2 separate regions of the Homo sapiens genome follow, and region 1 is linked to region 2. A link is a loop called in an ENCODE intact Hi-C map of the cell type or tissue named here. Cell type or tissue: IMR-90. All regions are shown on one strand. Links, peaks and the distances in the headings refer to the core of each region. The heading gives the core; the rest is flanking DNA.

Evidence for each region. Hi-C counts contacts between places; a loop is a spot of excess contacts. Peaks named below come from ENCODE experiments on the same cell type or tissue, not always from the same donor. Only the 100,000 strongest peaks of a DNase experiment are listed, where the experiment ranks them.
Region 1: a loop joins it to region 2, with 2.2 times the contacts of the local background. A loop is called at or near these places in 1 of 110 quality-filtered maps.

Annotation. Positions count from the first base shown.
Region 1 is chr10:21,756,981-21,766,980 of GRCh38, reverse strand. DNAJC1 (DnaJ heat shock protein family (Hsp40) member C1) reads left to right here. Exons shown (of 12, transcript NM_022365.4): 10 at 672-720; 11 at 7,363-7,811. Among named protein-coding and RNA genes, the nearest start is that of MLLT10, 230 kb to the right of the region's middle. RefSeq lists an enhancer at 9,631-10,000. In IMR-90, for the core only: no CTCF peak of the experiment used is centred there; no DNase peak of the experiment used is centred there.
Region 2 is chr10:21,906,132-21,916,131 of GRCh38, reverse strand. All of the region lies in intron 6 of DNAJC1 (DnaJ heat shock protein family (Hsp40) member C1), which reads left to right. Among named protein-coding and RNA genes, the nearest start is that of DNAJC1, 93 kb to the left of the region's middle. In IMR-90, for the core only: no CTCF peak of the experiment used is centred there; no DNase peak of the experiment used is centred there; H3K27ac peaks cover 167 bases.

The sequences.
Region 1 (10,000 bases), core at 638-8,637, 150 kb after region 2:
TTTTTTTTTTTTAGGCAGGGTCTCACTCCGATGCCCAGGCTGGAGTGCAGTGGTGCAATGTCAGCTTACTGCAACCTCCGCCTCCTGGGTTCAAGCGATTCTCCTGCCTCAGCCTCCCGAGTAGCTGGGATTACAGGCAACCACCGCCTTGCCCAGCTACTTTTTGTATTTTCATAGAAACGGGGTTTCCCCATGTTGGACAGGCTGGTCTTGAACTCCTGACCTCAAGTGATCCACCCACCTTGGCCTCCCAAAGTGCTAGGATTGCAGGCATGAGCCACCATGCCCGGCCTTGAAAGTAGTATCTTTTAAGAGGCAGCCCCCGTTGTGCATATGTACCCTAGAACTTAAAGTATTAAAAAAAAATAAAAATGAAAAGAGGCAGCCTCGTATAACGGAACTGTCATTGAACTAGAAGGAGTCTAGGGATGTGAGTTCTTGTCCTGAAGCTGCTGCTGAGTGGATGGGTGTTTTGGAGCTATCCATTTAATCTCTCTGGGCTTCAGTTTTCTTGTTAATTACATTAATGGATGCGACAGACGACTGAGGGTCTTTCAGGCCTAAGATCCAATGAACTGTGTTCATTCACATGGAGCTTACATGGAATCGTTTCACTCAGCATATAGTAGGTACATGGAAAGTAAGATTTTTGCTTTTATGTTTTGAAACAGGTGACAACCAAAGCCAAGCAACTGAAGGATTCAGTGACCTGCTCCCCAGGTGAGTTCATACTTCCTCTATCTCATTAATCTAAAGTGGTTTCTTCTAAATTAATCCCTTTTTATAATAACTTCTTTAAATACAAGGGTCTAGAAGTTTTGCCTAATGAACTCTAAATCTGGTCATATCTCCAAAAAGGGTTGAAATACGGGCACCAGCAAGCCAGTCCAGCCCTGCACATACTGGTGCCGAGAAGATGTATTTAATTAATAAGGTTAAATAAGTATACAGATCGTCTTCTATAGTTTAATTTGTGGGGACGGGGAACACAGGAGAAAGCCCATCTGCACACCACGCAAATGCTATGTGCACACTGTTTCCCTGCACTGTCCACCCCTGTCACTGCCGCACTTGCAGAGCTGCCCTTTGGGATAAATGGCTAACAGCTTTCCCAGGCATTTATGTTTCCTTTTTTTTGAGACGGAGTCTTGCTCTGTTGCCCAGGCTAGCGTGCAGTGGCGCAATCTCGGCTCACTGCAACCTCTGCCTCCCAGGTTCAAGTGATTCTCCTGCCTCAGCCCCCGAGTAGCTGGGATTACGGGCGCCCGCCACTGCACCTGACAGATTTTTGTATTTTTAGTAGAGACCTGGTTTCACCATCTTGGCTAGGCTGGTCTTGAACTCCTGACCTCTTGATCCTCTCACCTCGGCCTCCCAAATTGCTGGGATTACAGGCGTGAGCCACCGTGCTCAGCCCCATTTATGTTTCTTAAAATCAATTTCCTCCAAGATTAACTGGAATTTTGTTAGAGTCTCCATATTCTTTGCTTAGAACCAGGAAATAAGAACATGCTTCAGAAACTTTGCAACCTAACTCAAATACAGGTCCCAGGGAGAGTAATGCAGATGAACAAGCCAACAATTAGCAAACCCAGAGATCTCAAAAAGCCACCCCAGCCGGGCGTGGTGGCACAGCTATAGTTTCAACTACTCTAGAGGCCGAGGCGGGAGGATCACTTGAGCCCAGGAGTTCAAAACCAGCCTGGGCAACATAGTGAGACCCCCCATTTCTGAAAAATAAACGTAAAAAAAAATTTTTTTAAAAGAATTCAACTTGGAGTTCTCCAGGCTTTAGCAAGAGGAAATTTCTGGATTTCTTTTTCTGCCAATGAAGTTATTTCTGTGGGCATGGAGGCAGAGACGGGGCAATGGGATGTTATATGACAGAAGCCTACTTCAAGACATTCTCCAAAATCATACCATTGAAAAGGCAGCGCAGCTCAGAGTAAGGAACTGACGTAGATCTTCCTGGAGCTTGGTGGAGGGGGGTCAGAAGTATGAAGAAAACAGGAAATGTGGAGTTGAATATTTAAGTGCATCTCTGAGGCAACACCTGTGGCTGAGAGAAGGCACCAGAAGCAGCTTTGAGCAGAGAGCAGATCCAGCATCAGGACAGAGAGGAAAAGAGGCAAATCCGATGTGATATTTGGCCACATCCAAACATCCTGTGACTCTCTAAAAGCACCATAAGGTCTTTGTCACAAATATATTCATTAAATTATGTGTTTTATTTTGTTTTTTAATAGCCTTTAAGAAGCCAAAGAATTTTGAAATAAAAGTATTTCTTCTGATTATGTTCACAAATTAACAAAGAATCCGTAAGCAGTGTGATCCATTTAAGCCATAAAGCTGTGCTTCTGAAGTATTATTAGAAATTCTAAAATTGTTTCCTAAGATTTTGGATACCTTTCAAAGTGTTTGAAATGGATGGTTTAGAAAACACAGCTGGCTTAATAGGCTAGCACAGGGGAAAATGACCTTCTACAGATAAGAACACACCCAGATGGAGGTATTTGGCTGTTTCTTAAGAGAGTTGCTTTAGTGAGCATGGAAAGAAATGTTCGCTAATAGAAACTCAAAAAAATACAGATAAACAAAAGGAAGAAAATAACAATCACATGTAACCTACCAATTGTTGTTATTTTGAGAGAGATATTTCTTCAGACTTTTCTGATGCACATATGTGCATATAATATTTTTACAAGAATGGGACTGTACCGCAATACTGTTTTACATTTTTTCACTCCGTACACTCATATGTCTGTATCATCTTCTTAATGGCTCCATAGTAGTCCATAGTATAGATGTCTGCCCCATAGTTTATTTAACAAGTTTCTATTGTTGGACATTTTGTTTGTTTCCATTTTTTTTTTATTGTTCTGAAGTTGTGGTCTCCAAAGTGAGGTAGACAGGATGATTCTTTGGAATATAAGAAGACCGTATTTGAATTTCTGTTGATCTTTGTTTTTATCTTAAGGCAGTGAGAGAGGAATTAAACTTTCTCATCTTTGATATTCCGACTTATGCCAGCACCCTCACTGTGCCCATTAGCAGAGCTTATGTGTTACGTACATAGGGCACCAACGTTTCCCAAGGGAAAAATGGGATTTCCACAGCACTCACAGGCTGATGGTGGCCTCGTCACTTGGCATCATCCCATGTTCTTTCACTCTCAAGATATTGCAACAAGATACCCAGTTGAGTGAATGTATAGATAACCCCAGAGTTTCAGTGACATCTTTTTATAAGGTGGAAGGCAACCATGGGAATATTTCCTATTACACAGAGGCTTCCTAGTATTTTGACAAAGTACTTTTAAAAGTTTTTGAATTTAAAGATCCTCAATTTTATACTTTTCTTTTACCAAATAAATAAATAAATTCTTGGCGTAGGGTCTAAAAAAAAAAAAAAAAAACAACCTGCACACACTTAAAAAATTAAAACAGTACAAAAGGGAATGCAATGAAAAGTGTCTGAGTCTGGGTTCCTGGCCCCCTTCCACAGAGGGAATAATGAATTGGAGTGTGAGGGCGTACACGTCTAGAAGTATAACTAGTCTTGCACAGACTGTCTGTATTTGCCTCCCTCTTTCTTATGTTAATAGCAGCATACTCGCTGAAGACTAATATCTTTAATCATTTTATTATATTAAAATGTTTTTACAAAATAAAGATGGATTTTTAACAATGAATGTGAAAGTGTTTTGAAAGATATTTATGCTGTAGAAAGGACGTTTGAAAGTAGATGCTTGGCTGGGCACGGTGCCTCACGCCTGTAATCCTGACACTTTGGGAGGCCAAGATGGGCGGATCACCTGAGGTCAGGAGTTCGAGACCAGCCTGGCCAACATAGTGAAACCCGGTCTCTACTAAAACTACAAAAATTAGTTGGGTGTTGTGGCCCATGCCTGTGGTCTCAGCTACTCGGGAAGCTGAGGCAGGAGAATCACTTGAACCCGGGAGGCAGAGGTTGCAGTGAGCCGAGATCATGCCACTGAACTTCCAGCCTGGGCAACAGAGCGAGACTGGCTCAAAAAACAAAAAAAACAAAGTCGATGTTTGAAAGTATTTTCTTTGTTATGTGTTATTCTATGGCCAAAACAATGTGACCTATAAAAACTCTTATTTTTACGGATTTAAAAATGTTGAAAATAGAATTTTAACCTGTAAATCTTTCAAACAAAGTGAACTCATTTGTTAAAAATACAGCCAGGCGTGATGGTGTAGGCCTGTAGTCCCAGCTGCCCAGGAGGCTGAGGTGGGAGGATCACTTGAGCCCAGAAGTTGGAGGCTGCAGTGAGCTATGATCACACCACTGCACTCCAGCCTGGGTGACAGAGCAAGAGCCCCATCTCAGATAAATAAGTAACACTTTCTATTTAGTTTGCAAGAACAAATGATTGGCTTGGGGAAGATTTTTATGAAAATGTTTTCATAATTTGTATTGCACAATGAATACCAGAGCATGGTAAACTTGGCCAGCAGGACGCTACATGTGGATAGATGTATCCTTTTGGGTCATCTTTTCCAACTAGGATGGCCATTCAAAGTTAGGTGCCAAAATAAAGCAAATTTGGAGCCAGACCTTTAATTGAGTATTTTATCCAGTATTAAGCAATTTTTCAATCTCATTGTTTTTAATATTAATATTTTCATTAGAATGTTTCATGTCACTTAATGATGTTTTTAGATTGTGGTGGATATAATTGAATAAGTAAATATACATATATTAGAATTGCATTTTCGGCTGGGCGTGGTGGCTCATGCCTGTAATCCCAACACTTTGGGAGGCTGAGGCACTCAGATCACGAGGTCAAGAGATTGAGACCATCCTGGCCAACATGGTGAAACCTCGTCTGTTCTATAAATACAAAAATTAGCTGGGCATGGTGGCGCGTGCCTGTAGTCCCAGCTCCTCGAGAGGCTGACGCCTGTAGTCCCAGCTACTCGAGAGGCTGAGGCAGGAGAATCACTTGAACCCAGGAGGCAGAGGTTGCAGGGAGGCAAAATCGCGCCCCTTCACTCCAGCCTGGTGAAAGAGTGAGACTCCATCTCAAAAAATAAAAATAAAAAAAAATTGTGTTTTCAAAGATGTTTTATTGATGGGGTTCATAATAAAAAATATGGAGGAGATAATGATTATGAAATGCCACTTGTTAGTAGTAACAAAAGACTAGGACCTGGAACTTTAGTGAGCTAATACAGAATAACCTCCAGGGAGTTTGTTGCCATTAACGTAAGAAAGGAGAAGGCTAATGCAGCTACATAGGGTGTGTGACACTGTTTCTAGACGTTCACACACTCACACTCCAACTCATTTTTGCCTCTTACAGAGCAGACCAGGAATGCAGACTAAGCCACTTTTCATTGTATTCCTTTTTGTAGTTTTTATATTTTTAAAAATTATATCTAGATTTTTTTTTTTTTTTTTTAGACGGAGTCTCACTCTGTCGCCCAGGCTGTGGTACGATCTCAGTACACTGCAACCTCTGCCTCCCAGGTTCAAGCGATTCTCCTGCCTCGGCCTCCTGAGTAGCTGGAATTACAGGCACGTGCCACCACACCCGGCTAATTTTTGCATTTTTGTAGAGACAGGGTTTCACCATGTTGGCCAGGCTGGTCTCGAACTCCTGACCTCAGGGGATCCCCCCTGCCTTGGCCTCCCAAAGTGTTGGGATTACAGGCGTGAGCCACCGTGTACAGCTGGGATTTTGTTTTTTATTAAATAAAAGCCTACTATAAAGAGGAAACATTACTGTAGAAAAGGAAATAAAATATTGCCCCCTTTTTTGTTGTTGTTTTGAGACAGAGCAAGACTTTGTTTCCCAGGCTGGAGTGCAGTGGCACAGTCTTGGCTCACTGCAGCCTCTGCCTCCTGGGTTCAAGCGATTTTCATGCCTCAGCCACCCAAGTAGTTGGGATGACAGGCATGCGCCACCATGCCCAGCTAATTTTTTGTATTTTTAGTAGAGACGGGGTTTTGCCATGTTGCCCAAGCTGGTCTGGAACTCCTGGCCTCAAGTGATCCACCTTGCCTTGGCCTCCCAAAGTCCTGGAATTACACGCTTGAGCCACACTGCACCTGGCCTAAAATACTGCCTCTTTGTAGCTAAATTTGTATATACATCTGTAATTATTTCCATAGGAGAACCTCCTCTAAGTAAAATTACAGAGTCACAAGTAAATACATTCTTAAGGTTCACCTCCATTTGACAAATTGTTCTTTAAAAAGGCTAGACCTGTGCTGTCTAATATGGTAGCCACTTGCCACATGTAGCTATTTATATTAAAGTTTAAATTAATTAGAATTAAATAAAGTTAAAAACTTAATTCCTCAGTACTACACCAAGTGGTTTATATAATTGTATCACAGCATGTTTCATTGGACAGCTCTGGGCTGGGCCAGTTTCTGCTCCCACGCCCCGTGTCCAAATGTACCTATTTCCCTGCATTTTGCCAGCACTGGGTATTGTCATACTTTCTAATCTTTGCCAATTTAATAATTGAAAAGTAGTGATTCTTTGTTTTAGTTCTCTGATACTCATCAGCTACTGTAGTTCTTCCTTTGTGAGCTGTGTTCTTTGTCCTTTTATCTTAATGAGTTGTAACTGCTACTGTATTGAGGATATCAGTGCTCTGTCATCTATTCTGTCCTATTAAAAGGTTTAAAGCTTTTGTTATTAATTATTATTACTTTTAGAGACAAGATCTCATTCTGTTGCCCGGGCTGAAGCACAGTGGCGTGATCATAGCTGACTGCAGCCTCAAACTCCTGGGCTCAAGCAGTCCTCCCTCCTTAGCCTCCCTAGTAGCTAGGAATACAGGTGTATACCACCAGGCCCAGCTAATAAACTTTTTAATAAAATGTTTCTTTTCCATGTTTAAAAATTCTTACTGTAGCTACTATTTGTAAGTGTATAATTTACTCATACACTTGCCTTCCAGAGGCAGCACAGTTTTAAGGTTTGACCAGTTGATTTTTGTCTTTCCAGTGGAGCCAGTGAATCCTTTCTTATACTGAGTAGCAGGTTATTCCCTCTCAAAGAGATGTTTGCATTCTTGTTCACAATCTGATTCTTTATATACCCATTATTCCTCAGAGTAGAGAAAGGGACAAAGGCTTGGAATCAGACAGAAGTGGGTTCAAATCCCACTCTAGTGCTTTCTGAGTCTTCTTTTTCTCATCTGTAACATTAGGGTAATGATCCCTATCTTTCTAGAATAGAGTAGTGTGGAAATGAAATTAAACCATGCATGCAAAATGCCTAGTGCGCTGCCTGCTCTGTGCCCGGCAGCTGCTGTTCTCACCGTCTCCTTAATTCACCTTGCCCTTCACCTCTGTGTGGCACACCCTCTTTCCTAGGAATGGTTAGACTCTCCGAACTCAAATCGACAGTTCAGAATTCCAGGCCCATCAAAACGGCCACCACCTTGCCCGATGACATGATCACCCAGCGAGAGGACGCAGAGGGGGTGGCAGCGGAGGAGGAGCAGGAGGGAGACTCCGGTGAGCAGGAGACCGGGGCCACTGATGCCCGGCCTCGGAGGCGGAAGCCAGCCAGGCTGCTGGAGGCTACAGCGAAGCCGGAGCCAGAGGAGAAGTCCAGAGCCAAGCGGCAGAAGGACTTTGACATAGCAGAACAAAACGAGTCCAGCGACGAGGAGAGCCTGAGAAAAGAGAGAGCTCGGTCTGCAGAGGAGCCGTGGACTCAAAATCAACAGAAACTTCTGGAACTGGCGTTGCAGCAGTACCCAAGGGGATCCTCTGACCGCTGGGACAAAATAGCCAGATGTGTCCCGTCCAAGAGCAAGGTGAGTGATGGGGAAAGAGGCCTCTGCACAGGTGTTAGAATCCCACCAGAGGAGCCACAGCTTGTCTGCCTGCAGCTTCTTCCCTCATTCCTATCTACTGACACCTGCCCCGTGATTTCTTCTTTCCCATTTATCTTCCAGTATATTTCTCCCTAGAGCGTGTGAATCTGTGCATTCAGGTGGTTCATGTGTGTAGATGAGCTCAAGATTCTAAGTTTCATCATCCCACAGGGCAGCTGCTTATAGAAACTTCACCCACAGCACCTGCCTGCCTTTTTGAGAACTCGCCCACTCCGGCTAGGTTTTAAGGGCACATGGGAGGCTCAGCCGGCGCTGCCTCACCGTGAAATGCAGCAGCTGGGAAGGGTCAGGATGGAAAGCTCCTTTGAACCAGGCTGAGGGTTCATAAATCACAAGGCCCATTGGCTGTGTAGCAAATCTTTGACCAAAGGGATAGCTGGTATAGATGGTATTACCGTGATCATCTTCGATTCTGCCATGTGAATAACTTTGGACTCAGCAGGTACACCTGGTGGCTGTCCAGAGGCCCTGAGGCCATCTCCGTATGTGGTCAGTGCCAGGCGACAGCTAGGGTTCGGCTTACTTTCCACGGCCGTGGCCGTTTGTAGTTGGCCTTTCTCCCTGCTGGTAGCTCTTGGTGCCTGCTCAGATATTTCTGAGATGGTCCTCAGATGGGAGGAGGGGGCGGGAGTGCCCTGTGGAGAGCCCACCCACCGGGCTTGGGCGGCCTCTTTCCTGTGATCTGGCCATGAGGCGCTGCAGAGAGCCCCAGGGTGTGATCCTAACACAGTGTCTCTTGAGGCTTCTTTCCCTGTAGCTAGATTGTTAGTCGAGGAACCAGGAACAGTGAGAATCAAAAGCCCCGATCTCTTCCGCTGTCTGTGCCTCCCTCAGTCGCCTCTGGGCACACTCATGCTCATTTACATTCTTATTTTTTTTAATTGAAATTCTATGTTGGAAAATCCAGCTCATGGCCATGCATGTCCCTGAGTGTACAGGTGTAGTTTTCTCCACCTACTTTAAAATGATTAAAGTTGAGAGTTCCTGGGGAGAAAAATAAACGGTTAGCTGTTGATATATTTGAGAAGCGCAGATTCTCCCAGCCTCTCCGACTGGTTTGCAGAAGTAACTATTCTACCCGAATTTCTCTAGCATCTGTCAGGACACAGGCAGACGTCTTCATGTGTGATGAGTCCACACTGGCTTATAAACGAAGGGGCTGGAGCTTGGATTCCTAAGGATAGAACACCCAGAAACTCATACCTGGGGGGCTGGAAACCTTCCGGTTTTCAACCAGCAATGAGCAGGGCTTCTTCAGCCTGCGGGTGTTCCCCTCAAGCCTTGACTTGAGAGCGAGGCAGGGCTGAGCTTCCTGCTGTCCCGGAGCCTGGGCCTGGCTGCCGTGCACGGCTCAGCTCAGAGCTCCGAGCACACTGTCCTTCTGGGGTTAAGTGCTGGGTCTGGCCACATCTGGTTTTGGCAGTATGTTGTTAGGGACAGCATAGCTACTAAGGAAAGACTGATATCTTTAAAGACCTTAGGCAAGTAATCTTTGGGGATGCAGAAAAAAAACCCTGAGAAGAGACTCTCATAACACCACTAAGCTAAAATCCTAGGAGAGTAAACATCCTTTCTCTGTCCCAGGCAGCTGATAAAGTCACTTTGCACTGGACCCTTAGTCAGCAAAAGCTACAGAACCACAGGGTCATTATTTTTGGAACAGAAACAGAATAGATTCTGGAAAGTTCCTGTGATCAATGTGAGAATAATGAGGCCTCTCCCCACCATCACCCCACCTCTGCTTTGGTCCTGAGCTCCAGCCCAGGGTGTGACAGCTGTGGCCAGCTGAGGTCTGAAGTGGGCGGCTCTGCAGCCTGTAGGGTGGGATGGAGGTGGGGCCAGGAGGAGCAGGAATGAGTATTCCAGCACAAGTTCTGCCAGTGTCCTGGGGGCTGGCTCCCCACGGGAAAGGTCTTAGCAGCGCCTAGGGAAAGCCAGACCCACGGAAGAAGACTAATAGGCTACCTGGCCCCAGGGTTTTTGATTTCTTTAAAGTAGCATGTTGTGATAAAAGAGTGAAGTGTTAACATGAAAATAAGAGTTAGCAGGCTGAAAGACCCGATTATGATGCTAGTACGCCTCACAAACGGCCGCCCCAGCCCCTCACT
Region 2 (10,000 bases), core at 324-8,323:
TTTCTTTAAAGAAGAGTCAAACTAGAGTCTTGTGAAACAGTGTAATTGTATAATCTTTGTAGATATATATGGTTTTCTCCAAGTCTTTCATAATTGGCTTTCTGACATCTAGTTAACTTCATTTTAATTTAATTTAATTTAATTTTTATTTTTTAGAGACAGGGTCTTGCCATGTTGCTCAGGCTGGCCTCATACTCCTGGGCTCAAGTGATCCCCCCACCTCAGCCTTCCAAGTAGCTGGGACTATAGGCACACACCTCCAAGCCAGACTTTTTTTTTTTTTTTTGGGAGATGGGGGTACCCTAGGTGGGACATTAAAACAGCATTTTTAACAACTCTTATTTTGAGCTTGCCAAAGCATTCAACTTGGTTTTCATAGAAACAATTCTTATTTCTTACTCATATCTCATCCTTTTTTAGATGGTAATTAATTGAATCATGTAATTAGAATAACAAGTATAACTACCACTAGGAGGTTTAAGAGTTAACACACGCAGCTCTTATAAGTATACAGTAAATTAGTTAAGCACATGTAAGTTAAAAGAGTTTTACTTTTGGCGTAAATTCCTTGAATTTTATGAAAAGTTAATTAAAACTGAGCTGCAAATATTTGATGTCTGTATATAGCTATTGGTTAAGAAGCAGGGTCCAAGCTAAAAGTGGGAGATTCAGAGGCTTCCAGCAAGTGACCTTTACACTGGCAGAATCTGTACCCAAATCTTGTCATAGCAATAGTTCTTCAGTTTAATTTCTTTCCTTCCCATTCATCCTCTAAATACCCATTCCTTTGCTACGCTTCACATACATAAGGTCGTCTGGTAAGATTGGGAAAGTGGGATTTCTGGCTCACCTGTGCTCCCAAGTTCGCTTTTATTACTTAGCATCTAAGAGCCCTAAGAAAACTCCTGTTGCCTGCTTAGTATACCTAAATTATTTTCTATTTCCTCCCAAACAAAATTACAAATGCAAGTAATTATTTCCACATTTGATTCTTAAGATGTCTTTTGGTCAGATGTTTAGAAAGACAGTTCAGCCAGTTCAATAAAAAGATATTAAATGTATATCAGAACAAAGCACTACTAGGGACTACAGAGATAAATATGCCTTCTCTAGGACCTTAATGTCAGGTAGCAGTTATAACACATGAATTTAAATAACCATTCTACAATACGGTATATATGCTTCACATTTTAGTATGAACAGTGACTTCTGTAGATAGTCAGAGAAGTAAGGTTGTCTCTATTTGGGATGACCAAAGAAAACTAAAAAGAGTAAACACTTGAACTGAGTATTGAAAGATGAATAGACACTTAACAGTTAAGTGCCCACTTTGTATACTAGGTGGTATACAAAGATAATTTTGTAGATGCAGTACTTCCCATAAAATCATACTGTGTTAAGGCTAAAAGCATCCTAAGGAAAACATTATACAACAGCCTTTTTTTAAAGAGGGTATCATGCAGCCCATTACTGTCTTCTCAGACTGTATTCCAGGTCTGTAGATTCTGAGTATATCTATTTAGGAATTTATATTATAACAGGTAAATCTGATATGACAAGTCTAAAAAGAATATTTAGACAGAATAAAGTTAACTGATAAGACAACAAAGTGTTTCTTTGATTACACACACATCTGTGAAAGATCTGTGTACATTGTTAGGAATGGTAGAAATAAAGTACATAAGGACTGTGAAATCAGCAGAAAATAAATGAAGTGGTTCTGTGATTAGGCAAGATAGAGGTAAAAGTATCTCTTTGATAGTTCCCCTTGCTTCTTTGTAAAGGTCCTTATTACCTCCAGAGCACTGGATTTTGTTCCTTTCCTTTGCTCTGAGAAGGATATTGGGAGAATTATAAGAAGTGATAGAAGAACAAAGCCAAACAGTGAAAAGCTATTATACTTAGTGGATGTTAAATATTTGATAATATTAAATTAATATCAGACATTTCCCAAGTGGGTCAGTATTCAAGGACAAGATGCATGGATATTTCTATATTTAGTCAAATGTACGCCCCATGTAATCTACATAGGCAGAAAAGGTAAAAGTCAAGTGAGAAATTACAGGAAAAGAATATGGTGTTTGTAAATTGATGAATGAATGGAAGGCTGGTGTGTGTGTGTTTAGAGAGATGAGAGAACACTGGAGAGGAGTGAAATGGATGACTACATACAAGGAAGCAGGGGGAGCTTCAGGAAGTGTGTTGAGATAGCTAACAAAGCAAGTAGAGTGATCCCCAGAAGATGTGGGTATGAGTTAGTATATAACAAGGAACTTGGACTATATCAACAGAGGGCTTAAATCCTTTGAGGCAAGAATTTAATTGTAACATTTAAAATATAGCTCCCGTGACACTTTGACATCTTACCAGTCTGTTTCTGCTCTCCTGGTGGGTTTGAAGAAAGTACACATTCTCTTGGAATCTGACAAAAACCAATCTTCTTTGTTGGTTGTGTTCGGCTTGTAACCCCAGGAAATTTTTGTAACCTCCAAAATGCCCTTCTTGGGTATTTTTAAATTGATTATATGTTCTGTAACCTGGAAAATAGCAAGTAGTTGGTGACATATAATCAGTGCTCTGTGCATATTTTCAATTTAGCTGTTATAACTTAGTTTATTTTCGCAACTGTTTCAGAACCTTAAATATTTGGGCCCATAATAATTTAGATTGTTCAGACCATCAGTTTCTCTCATAAAATCAGGAAGTGCCACATATCCCAAGTGATTACCAGTCTAAATCATAGACACAGTTCTCTGCATTTTCTGAGATCAAACAGGTCTTCAGCAGTCAGAACTTAATTTGCTTGAGAATTTGTTTGATTTTTCTAGGAATTCACCATTCAAGTTTCTCTCTGACTCATATATTACATTTCTCGGTAGCATAATTTATAAAATATAAAACTCATTTGGTTGTGCATTGCCTAAAGTTGTAAATTTTTTACCTTTTTAAGTTCCAGTCCCATCTTTTCTCATTACTAACAGATCTAACAAGAACACCAGTCAAATAAAAATTGTCATAGGAAGTTTCCAGCATGCATATCCCCACCCCCATCAGGATGTATAGGTTGCCTAGGAGTAGTGGCTGAGAAAATAGAGGAATCTTCTCTGTACAGCTCTGGCTTTTACCTAAAAAAAAAAAAAAAAAGTTGCCTAAGAGTAAAGGGAGTACTATACTTTATACAACTGTCTATAAATGGAAGCATCCTCCCTCCCAAGAAGCTGCTTCTCCCATGGAGACTACAACTGTGGACAAGCCTGGAGGTCACCCTCCCTGACAATTAGGGCCCTTCCTTTCTAGCCCCTTCGCTTCTGCTTGCTAGGACTCTGTCAGAAACCAAACAAACAGAACATTCACAGCTAATTAGCAGGAAAAAAAGCTTCTAAAAGGCTATGAGGCATTTGTTTCAAGCTGAGTCGCCTGCCCTTCTACTTAGAGTTAAACAGATTTTCCAAGGGATGAGGCAGCTTGCTTTTAATACTCTAAAACTTTTTAAAACTTTTCAGACACACACACATACAGAAACCTGACACAGGAAATACATAAACAAATGAAAATAGATGGAGAAGTTCATCTGAATTTTTATAAGCTGAAACTACTGCTACAGGACAAAGGGATACAGGCAAACTGGAATGACCTTACAACATAAGACAGAGATTCCTTACTTCCACCCTCTGAAAGTAAATCCTTGCATCTTATGCAAGTACTCAGAGATCCAAAGACAGACTATAGAGTTTTGTAAGTTATTGCTAGATGTAGAAAAGATAAAAAGCCACAAAATGTTAGGTAGGATGTTAGCAACATATAGTCTCATCAATTCCATATTTTATAGATGAAAATACTTAAGACTCAAATTGGTGAAACAATTTCCCCAAAGTGACACAACTAGTTAATGGTAGAAATGAAACTGAAAGCAGATGAAAATAAATATTAAAATATAAGAAAAAAATACATAAGAAAAATAAAAACTAAAAAAGAATAAATTTCGCCCCAGGTCGATAACTAGAACTTTATAGTATAAGCTGTGTAATCTTAAACTCCCTGTCAGAATGTTCAGGCTGATTATAATTACACATTTTCCTCAACTTATCGATTGCATCCTGATAAGCCCATCATAAGGAGAAAATACCCTAAGTTGCAAATACATTAAATATACCTAACCTCCGGAAACTCATAGCTTAGCCTAGCCTACCTTAAACACGCTCAGAACACTTACGTTTAGCCCACAGTTGGGTAAAATAATCTAATACAAAGCCTATTTTATTTTTAAAAAGCGCTGAATATCCCATGTAATTTACTGAATACTGTACTGAAAGAAAAAACAAACAGAATGATTATATAGACCCTGGAAGTATGGTTTCTACTGAATGCATATCACTATCTCACCATCATAAAATGGAAAAGTTGTTCTGTTAAACCATCATTAAGTTGGGGACATCTGTAGGACATAAGTTGTAGGATTCTTACATTGAGTTAGGGCTGAATAAATGGCTTCTACAGTCTCTTCTATCTCTTGGAACAAATGGAAAAAATAGTTTTTAGGCTGTGCATCTCCTTGAATATTACAGTCTCAGACCAGAGGAAGACAGTAGCTTCTGGTTTTCTGTTTTATTTTTATTACTTTTTGTGGATTTAGTCTTATTATAGTTCTGTACAGAAATTTTGACTCTTATCAAAATGTACAATTTTACAGTTTTTCTATATTTTTCATTGTAATTTTATTGCATATTATATGTAATTCTGAGATTATAGTATAAGTCAATGGGAGAACAAAACAATATAGAGCATTTGATTTTGTGGGCAGATTTTCAGAAATGTACTTATGGTATTTTCCTACATTGAAGGTTATTTCTAAGCCTCAAACGAAAGAGAAGATTTGGGCTATCAAACAATGAAAAAGAAATAGAACATCCTCTATATTGTTTCTAGGTATCCTTCCTCATAGCTCTTCCACGTTCCTTATTCCCATCAGGACAGGTGGTATTTCCCTCCCCCTACCACTGTAAATCAATGCCTGCCCCGCCTGCCCGCCTTCCCGCCTTCCCGCCTTCCTTCCTTCCTTCCTTCCTTCCTTCCTTCCTTCCTTCCTTCCTTTCTCTCTCTTTCTTTCTCTTTTTCTCTTTCTCTTTCTTTCTCCCTCTCTCCCTCTTTCTCTCTTCCCCCCCTCTTTCTTTCTCTCTCTCTTCTTTGTCTCTTTCTCTCTCTCCATCTCTCTCTTTCTTTCTTCCTTTTCTTTCCTTCCTTTCCTTCCTCCTCTCCTCTCCTCTCCTCTCCTCTCCTCTCCTCTCCTCTCCTCTCCTCTCCTTCCTTTCTTTCCTTTCTTTTCTTGTTCTGGGCTACATGTGCAGAATTTACAGGTTTGTTACATAGGGAAACGTGTGCCATGGTGGTTTGCTTAATACCCATCACCTAGGTATTAAGCCCCATATGCATTATTAGCTATTTATCCTGAAGCTCACCCTCTTCCCACCCCACCACAGGCCCTGATGTGTGTTATTCCCCTTCTTGTGTCCACGTATTCTCATTTTTCAGCTCCCACTTATGAGTGAGAACATGCAGTGTTTGGTTTTCTGTTAGTTTAATGCCCTTGTTTCTTAAGCTTTTCTTTGGATTGCTTAATATGTTGATGTTTATATGGAGAGATAAAAGTGAACCAAAACATTATAAACAGTGCCACCTTAGCATGTTCTCTTATCACTTAATGAACTATGTCAAGAATGTTAAAGGGTGTCCGGGTGCGGTGGCTCACACCAGCACTTTGGGAGGCCAAGGTGGGCGGATCACCAGAGATCAAGAGTTCGAGACCAGCCTGGACAACATTGTGAAACGCCGTCTTACTAAAAATATAAATATTAGCCGAGTGTGGTGGCAGGCACCTGTAGTCCCAGCTATTTGGGAGACTGAGGCAGGAGAATCGCTTGAACCCAGAAGGTGGAGGTTGCAGTGAGCCGAGATCTTGCCTCTCCACTCCAGCCTGGGTGACAGAGCAAGACTCCATCTGAAAAAGAAAAAAAAAAAAGGTTTAATGTAAGGATATTCCCTATCTCACAGCTTACTAATCTTGGAAATATTGTATCTTCAGGCTTAACTAAATTATCATCATTATGAAGCCTTCCTTCATCAGGCCAACTGAAAAATTCTCATTGTATGTTCTCCATACTAACTTTACAGCATTTACTATTTGTATTAATCACGGTAGACTGATAGACCTTAGTCTGTTTCTGGCATATGCCTCATGTCTGTCACTGGTTGATAGGAAAGTGGGCATTCTGGTCTACCTAACCATTCAGGAGCTCAGAGCAATGATGTGTTCACCACCTTCTTAGCTGTATCCATCTGGAACATGTGGCCTCCTTGCTCATTATGACAAGAGGAGAGAGCTGGAGGATTTGCATGAGTTTTTCTGTGAGTTGGTTTGGAAATGACACATGATATTTCCATCCACAGCCCATCCAGAACTAGTCTTCTGACCCCACCTAATCTTAAGAGGACAGCGGAATATAGGGAAACAGAATGTTGAGTGAGCACCACTTTCTTTGCCAGTAATTCATTCAACAAACTTTATTTATTGATTGCATTATTTACTTTGTGCCGGGGCAGGGGTAGGGGGTGAAAGACAACAATTCCTGTTCTCACAGAGCTTATATTCTATATTCCATATTTTAGTTAATATTTATAGTTATTTTTACATATTCCTTAAGGGAAACTGTTGTATCTTATATAATCACCACATATCCTAATAATGTACAATACATATAATAATGGTTCAATAAATAAGCATAAATATCCCTGTTTAATGTCTTCTTGTGCAGGAGCCTATGCTCTATAATTACGTACAAAGAACACTCATACATTATTTAAGTTAGCCATAGTTTAAATGTAAAACCTGTCCCCTGTTTGATGTCTATGAAGGCAGGTTTTGAGCTCTTCAGGAAATCTTAAATATTGGCCAGGGGCGGTGGCTTACGCCTGTAATCCCAGCACTTTGGGAGGCCGAAGCAGGCAGATCACCTGAGGCCAGGAGTTCAAGACCAGCCTGGCCAACATGGCAAAACCCCGTCTCTACTAAAAAATACAAAAATTAGCCAGACGTGGTGGTGGGCACCTGTTATCCCAGCTACTTGGGAGGCTGAGGCAGGGATAATTGCTTAAACCCGGGAGGCGGAGGTTGCAGTGAGCTGAGATCATGTCACTGCACTCCAGCCTGGGCGACACAGCGAGACTCTGTCTTGGGGAAAAAAAAAAAGAAAGAAATTTTAAGTACTAATACAGTTGCTTCTAGAATAAAAACTTTTGCTCATGGTTCCATTCATAAGGATTATAAACTCCTTGAGAATAGGAGTTCTTTCTGTTTGGAAAAATGTAAACTCCATAATTTTAATACAGTATTATGAGGCAGGCAGTTCAGAGCCCTAATCAATTGAAGTAAGCATTTAATTATTCATTAAATATTTATTAAGCTTCTGTAAGTGCCAGGCAGTGTACTAGGGCTATAAGGATGGATTAGAAGTTTATATCCCCAGGAAATCTAACTTTCTGTGTAGGTAAACTGGAGTTTACTCTGGACCCAAATAAGTTTTTGTGCTTATTTTTCCCATTAAACGATTTTATTATAATTTTATTCACTTGAATTCACCCCCCCCCCATGAAAAATGGGAGGGAAAAAAGGTTGAAAACAATTTATCTTATTCATCCTCTTTTGAATGCTTGGATTCAAAAGCATACCTTACAGAATAGCCATACCTTAGAACATACCTTAAAGAATAGCCACGTGGTTTCTTCTTGAATACTATCTCCAAAATCAGCCGATTTCATTTTCAGGTAATTTTAATTATTAGGAAATTCTTATATATATATATATATAAAATATATATATATATTTTCTCTATATTATATATATTTTATATATATTATATATAATATATATTTTATATATATAATATATATTTTTATATATTATATATTATATATTTTTATATATTATATATTATATATTTTTATATATTATATATTATATATATATTTTATATATTATATATATTTTATATATAATATATATTTATGTATATTATATTATATATATTTATATATTATATTATATTATATATTTATATATATTATTATATATAATATATTTCATATATATTTCATATATTTCAGACAGAGTCTCACTCTGTGGCCCATGCTGGAGTTCAGTGGTGTGATCTTGGCTCACTGCAACCTCCACCTCCCAGGTTCAAGCAATTCTCTTGCCTCAGCCTCCTGAGTAGCGGGGATTACAGGTGCCTGCCACCACACCTGGCTAATTTTTTGTATTTTTAGTACACATGGGGCTTCACCATGTTGGCCAGGCTAGTCTTGAACTCCTGCCCTCAAGTGATCCGCCCACCTGGGCTTCCCGAAGTGCTAGGATTGCAGGTGTGAGCCACCACACCTGGCTTCTTCCTCATATTGATCCAAAGTCAAAACTTTCATCTCTGGAATCATATGCAGTAGTTTACAACATTCTTGCCTGTAATAAACCTTGAGATATTGTATGGTAGTTATGAAGTTATCCCCAGTCTTCTTATCTCTAATCCCTTATAAAAATAGAGTTTCAAGCTGCCTCCCTATTTAATCACTTTCCTTTTAAAGTCTTTCTATTTGTCAGTGCATCTTAAAGTGTGATACCCCAAACTATACACAGGGATGGTTGAAACAATGTAGAGTTGTTTAGTAAAGTAGAATTGCTTGAGTTCATAGATTGTTAAGGAAGTAATGTTTCCTGGAGTGGGCATATTGTAATTTGATTTCAAAGCATAGGTAAGATATGAAAAAAAAAAAACATGAGGAATGTTTAAATAAATGCTTAGAAATGGAGCAAAAGGAAGATAAAAATAGTGACTGAAACTAGGGAATGTAATGAAAGTCTCAGATTAAGTAGAGTAGGTTAGGGTGATTGGGTGGATTGCAGTCCTCAGATAAGTGAGGATTTGGATTAAATGTGTATTTCAAAGAGGAAGTTTTAGTGGGATTATGTCCCATAGCAGGAAGAAGAAACATTAACAGGGAAAATGTTCAAATTTGGCAGGACTACTAGGGAGAGGTTGCTATTATACAGCAAAATGAAGTGAGAAGGATGCAATTAAAAAGGTCACATAAGCAAGAAGATACAGGATTTGGCAGGGGAATTTTGGTGAAGTATGAAGCACAAAACTCATCCTTTGTGTTGGAAAACAAGATCCTTGTCAAATTGGTAGAAGTAATAATAAAAATAGCTAACATACATATAAGGCCTAACTGTGTAGAAGATATCATTCTAACTGTTTCCCAGGTATTAACACATTTAATCTTCATAACAGTCCTATAAGTTAGGTACTTTTGTTATCCCCATTTTATGAATGAGAAAATGGACCCACAGAGAAGTAAAATAATTTTCTGAATGTCACATAGCTAGTAAGATGGCAGAGCTGAGTTCTTAATTCAGATAGTCTGGCTCCAAATCTGTCCTCTTAATCACCATATTTCACTGTGCTATACTGTGATGATTGATTTCAGCCTACTTTCTTTTACCTCTCATAAATAACTAATCTGTGCCCTTCTTTTCTTGCATGTGCCACATTTCCTACTCCCCTCAAGGAGCCAATGCCTTCCTGACCTTTTCTTCTTCCCTACTATTAAAACCTACTCTGTGGAAAGAAGCTAATAAGCTCATTCATTCATTCACACCAAGGTATAAATGACTCATATGGCTTAATATAAAATAATACTTCTTTAGGGTTGACTTTTTTTAAGGGGGGTGGGGAATGTTAAGGGCTATAAAACCTTAACCCAAAACCCTGTTGAAACTTAAACTATATATGGGCATGGGAGGATGAGTAAGTTGGTTGCATGGCCATCTGTGCTCTTCTAGTAGTACCATTGTTTACCTGGCCTAGGGCTTGTGTGAATCCTCATAGAAATGAGGTAGGAACATAAAAGTGGGGATGAAAAGAATTAAGAGATCTTTTACTATATTAACAAT